2 separate regions of the Homo sapiens genome follow, and region 1 is linked to region 2. Evidence: chromatin loops called from intact Hi-C (ENCODE). Cell type or tissue: dorsolateral prefrontal cortex. All regions are shown on one strand.

Region 1 (2,500 bases), 180 kb after region 2:
TTAAAGTGAGCCAATCCTACAATGTATGCATTATAAGCAAGTAAAAGGTTTGGAAATCCCCCATGAAGTATCCTTACCTCCACTGCCTGTTCAGAGATTGCCCCTTGGAGAGGAAGGAGCAGATATTATTCCAAAGAGACCTTTGATATGAGGGTCTTCGGAATTTCTTTTTAAAGTTTCATATATTCATTGAGAATGGCTTTAAGGGGAGTGGGTCTCAACTCTGGCCACCCAGTAGAGTCATCCAAAGAAATCTTACAAAACATCCAAAGCTTTGGTCCCATCCTCCAGAAAATTGAATCCATGTGGTCTGGGGAGGACCCGGTGGATCATCTCCCCAGGTGATGATCTCACATGCAGATGGAGTTGAGAACCAGTGCTGTAAGTGTACTGCATCATCTACATTTCCTGGAAGCTCTGAACTAGGCCCATAGCAGAAGCCTGGAGCCATAGGGTCGGGGCAGCTGAAGAGTTACTTCCATATCATAGGATAGAATTAAAAATCTAATTCCTCTCTTGCCAGATGTATGACTTGAGTCAATTACTTAGATTCCTTTTCTGTACAATAAGGATAATGATGTTATCAAAACTAACAGTATTGGCTGGGCATGGCGGCTCATGCCTATAATCCCAATACTTTGGGAGGCCAAGGTGGGAGGACAGCTTGAGGCCATGAGTTTGAGAGCAGCCTGGAAAACATAGTGAGACCCCATCTCTATAAAAAAGTTAGCCATGTGTGGTGGCACATGCCTGTAGTTCCAGCTACTTGGGAGGCTAATGTGGGAGGATCACTTGAGCCTGGAAGGTACAGGCTGCAGTGAGCTACTCCATTTTAGCCTGAGTGACAGAGCAAGGCCCTGCCTCAAAAAAACAAAACAAAACAAAACAAAAAAAAACAAAACCAAAAACCTTACAGAGACACTGTCCCAAAAAACAAACAAAAAACCCAAAAACGTACAGTATTGTTGTAGGGATTAAGTGAGATGACATGTGCAAAGCACGTAGTGCAGTACCCAGCATGTTAAAAAATGCTAGCCTTCAGTGTCATCACAGGTACCCCTAGGATTAAGTTAGGCTAGGCACCCACTCCCTGACAAGACACAGAGGTTCTCATGTATTTCTGGCCACTTATGAAGTAAAGGGTGTTCCTTTAACCAGGTACCACTGAGATGGCTGCAGACCCTGAGTGTCAGTGTGCATTGTTTCCTGATAGGTACGAAGGCTTTTCCTGGGGTAGCAGCCCCAAAAGCAGAGCACCTTCTGACCTGGGAGTCTGGCACAGTTCCAGCCACCCAGCTCTGTAGAGTTGAGAAAGCGAGGGCCAGTGGGGCTACTTATGCTTCTTTCTATCTGCTCCCTGGGCTGTGGGGCAGCCTTCCTCCCTTGGTTTCACTTTCTTAATTTCAGTCTCTAAGGTTCAGCCTTGAAACTCCAAAGGATACTGAGGCAGGTCACCCTCTCTAACCCCTGTCGAAAATTTTGCACAGGGGAAGGGAGCTGAGGAAGTCACAGAAATTCATGGGGGTGCCAGGCCCACACATACCTGCCTGTGGGGCTGAGTGGATTGGCAATGACAATGCTGACAGCTGACATTTACTGAGTACGTGCTATGTTCCAGATGCTGCGTCTCCGTTTCTCAGATGAAGAATCTAAGTTTCAGGGCCTCATCCAAAACCATACAGCTAATAAGCAGTAGAGTTGGGATCTAAGCCCAGGGAATTTTACTCTAGAACTCACAGTATTAACCACAGTGCTCCCTTGGCTTATATTTCTAAGGCACATGCTGTAACCACTTTTTTTTTTTTGTTTTTGAGATGGGGTCTCACTCTGACACCCAAGCTGGAGTGCAGTGGCGTGATCTTGGCTCACTGCAACCTCTGCCTCCCAGATTCAAGGGATTCTCCTGCCTCAGCCTCCTGAGTAGCTGGGATTACAGGCACGTGCCACCATGCCTGGATAATTTTTTGTATTTTTTAGTAGAGACGGGGTTTCCCTATGTTGCCCAGGCTGATCTGGAACTCCTGACCTCAGGTGATCCGCCCGCCTTGGCCTCCTAAAGTGCTGGGATTACAGGTGTGAGCCACCGTGCCCTGCCTATAACCATTCTTTTTTAGGGAGGTGTGGTATATGGCGCTACCCTGAATCTGTAGTCAGGATTTGAAGAGGGGAGAACAGACCAGTATAATTCTTCAGTGTTTGCTTGTGAAGAAGGCACCATGCATTGTGGTTGGTAGTGGTGACTGGAGAGAGAGATAGGAGGGGCACAGGCAGCAAGGTCCCTGCTTAAAGACAGTTATCTAGTTTGGAGAAACTTAGCTGGATAGTCAGTTCTTACATGCATTTGGCAAGCACTTATCATACACTGTAAAGAGGCAATATGTCTAGCTTGTTAGAGGGTGGGCTGTGGAGTCAGACTCCTGGCTTTGAACCCCAACTTCCCTGCCATTTTCAAATGACACTGGAGAAGTCGCAAAACCTATTTCTGTCTCAGATTCCTCCC
Region 2 (2,500 bases):
CTTTTAATACTCAAATTAAATTAGTCTGGGCCCCAATTTTGCATATTGTGATCAGTGTCTTTCTTTTCTCACTTGAGACTCCTGTCCCATGGCAACATCAGGAAGCTAACCTAAGAGAGTACTTCTCATTACTGTTGTGTCTTTAGTAGTGCTCTTCAGACTGGGATATGTTATGAATCCGCAGGGATCTTGTTAAAATTGCAGATTCTGATTCAGCAGGACAGGGTGGGGCCTGAGGTTCTGCAGCCGATACTGTTGCTGCAAGTCCGAGGACAAAATTGGCTGGCAAGGGTTATTGGCTCCCAGTCCTTTTCAGGTCATGGCATACCTGAAAATAGTTTTTCTTTGTCTGTTTGTTTGTTTTTGAGACAAAGTCTCGCTCAGTCACCCAGGCCGGAGTGCGATGGCATGATCTTGGCTCACTGCAACCTCTGCCTCCTGGGTTCCAGCGACTCTTCCACCTCAACCTCCTGAGTAGCTGGGATTACAGGAGCACTCCACCACATCCGGCTAATTTTTTTTTATTTTTAGTAGAAACGGGGTTTTACCATGTTGGCCAGGCTGGGCTCGAACTCCTGACCTCAAGTGATCCACCTGCCCCAGCCTCCCAAAATGCTGGGATTACAGGTGTGAGCCACCATACCTTGCCCATACCTGAAAATATTCATACCTGTGTGCCATACTGGCAAGGCTGCCCTGGCTTCCTCAAGCTCCAGATGCCCCAGGGCTGAGGGAATCAACATCCTAGCTCACCTCTAGCCCACTTGAGGTACCCGAGGTGGGCCACAGTGCACCTGTTGAGAGGAGAAAAAAATGTCCAAATCTGACAAATCTGACCTATACATATGGGGCACATATGGGGAGTTCCTTCTCTCCTGCTGTTATTGCAGGTGCTGCCCCATGGTACAGCTGAAAACAGGCAATCCTTGGGACGCAGAGGTGCCCATGCCTGCCAGGAGCAGCCCTCTGATCCAGCAGTGTTTCCTCTGGATGTGGGGAGGGTAGGATAAGGCTCTCTCCCCGGCGTTACAGTTGGCCATAGTGGTCCCTTAGCCCGTTGGCCTGGGATCCCAGGCCACAGCTGTTTATATGCGTGGCTCTTGTGTGTGTGTGTGTGTGTGGGTGGGTGGGTGGGGGGGTGATGTATCCTAGACTTGTACAAGTACACACACATGCAGGCATACGCACAGCCATTTTCCCGAAGATAACATCCATCCTGCCGAGAGAACTGAATTGAAGAGAGCTGGGGGGCATTAGCTACCTGCTGTGCCCTGTGCTAGCTCTCTCACACAACCAGACTTCTGTGTGGTGTGCACCCTCCAAGGCCTCTTCTGTCATCTTTCTTACTCTGTCCCCTCCTTGGGTCTGTCAGAGATATTCCATAGATTTTTCAGTAAGGTAGAACCTCAGAAAAAAACTAAAAACAAACCCAAACCAAAAGGCCCTTCCTTTCCCAAAGGCTGCTTCTCAGACCACGGTATTAAAAAAAAAAAAGGCAAACCTCTCTCGCTCAGCTAGATGGCTCCTTGCACCGTTTCTCAGAACACTGTTTGTTTGCCTCACTTTTTATTGCTAAAAGAGTCCTCTCAAATGGTTCAGAACAAAGGAAGTCTGTTTTGATGTCTCTTTGCTGTAAGTAGAGGAATTTGCAGCTTGTAAATGGCTGCAGTTTTGCTAAAATAGCGACTAAAACATGCAGTTATGTCTCTCTTGGCACTCACCCACCCACCCGTCACCCACACCCACCACCCACCATAAGTTGGCTTGGGAAATGTTTGCTGAATAAAAGGACAGTCTCTGGGTGTTCCCGGGTCCCAGCCTCTGCCTGGCTGAAGTGCCTCTCCTTCCTCTCCAGGTCCATATTCAAGCCTTTCATCTTTGTTGATGACGTAAAACTTGTCCCCAAAACACAGTCTCCCTGTTTTGGGGATGACGACCCTGCCAAAAAGGAGCCTCGGTTCCAGGAGAAACCAGACCGCCGGCATGAGCTGTACAAAGCCCACGAGTGGGCACGTGCCATCATCGAAAGTGACCAGGTGAGCTTGCATGAGGGCCACAGAGGCGGAGGCGGAGGCGGGCGGGCGAGGTCAGCGAGGAAGGAGGCAGGGAAGCAGATGTCAAGCTAGACCCTACCCCCACCCATCCAGTGTGACCGGGCTTCTCCCAGAGACCAGGTTCCTGGGGCCTTTCCTAGAAGGCTGGTGTCCATTTTCCTGCCCAGGCTCTTGAAACCAAATAAGACAAAGCTTCTGCTTCTCATGTTATTTTGGAATTCAGCAGGCTGAGTATCTTACTTACATTTACTGTTTACGTAGGAATAATAGGAATATGCAGTACGTTAGGGATAACTGTTATATATTGTGTAAAATTCCTTATGTACTTTTGGGGGTAAAAAGTTGTTATTTGCTGGCAACATTTTATTAAAGATACAATCATATGTTGTTTCAAAAAAGTTCTGGAGTTGGCTGGTGGTGCTGGTTGCACAACATTGTGAATGAGC

Evidence for each region. Hi-C counts contacts between places; a loop is a spot of excess contacts. Peaks named below come from ENCODE experiments on the same cell type or tissue, not always from the same donor. Only the 100,000 strongest peaks of a DNase experiment are listed, where the experiment ranks them.
Region 1: it touches region 2 in a loop (3-fold over the local background); 79 of 110 quality-filtered maps call a loop at or near these places.

The regions. Positions count from the first base shown.
Region 1 is chr7:29,750,949-29,753,448 of GRCh38, reverse strand. No RefSeq gene overlaps it. Among named protein-coding and RNA genes, the nearest start is that of WIPF3, 54 kb to the left of the region's middle. In dorsolateral prefrontal cortex, no CTCF peak of the experiment used is centred here; no DNase peak of the experiment used is centred here.
Region 2 is chr7:29,925,988-29,928,487 of GRCh38, reverse strand. SCRN1 (secernin 1) reads left to right here. Exons shown (of 8, transcript NM_014766.5): 7 at 1,856-2,036. Among named protein-coding and RNA genes, the nearest start is that of FKBP14-AS1, 61 kb to the left of the region's middle. In dorsolateral prefrontal cortex, a CTCF peak has its summit at 1,520; no DNase peak of the experiment used is centred here; H3K4me3 peaks cover 996 bases; H3K27ac peaks cover 2,083 bases.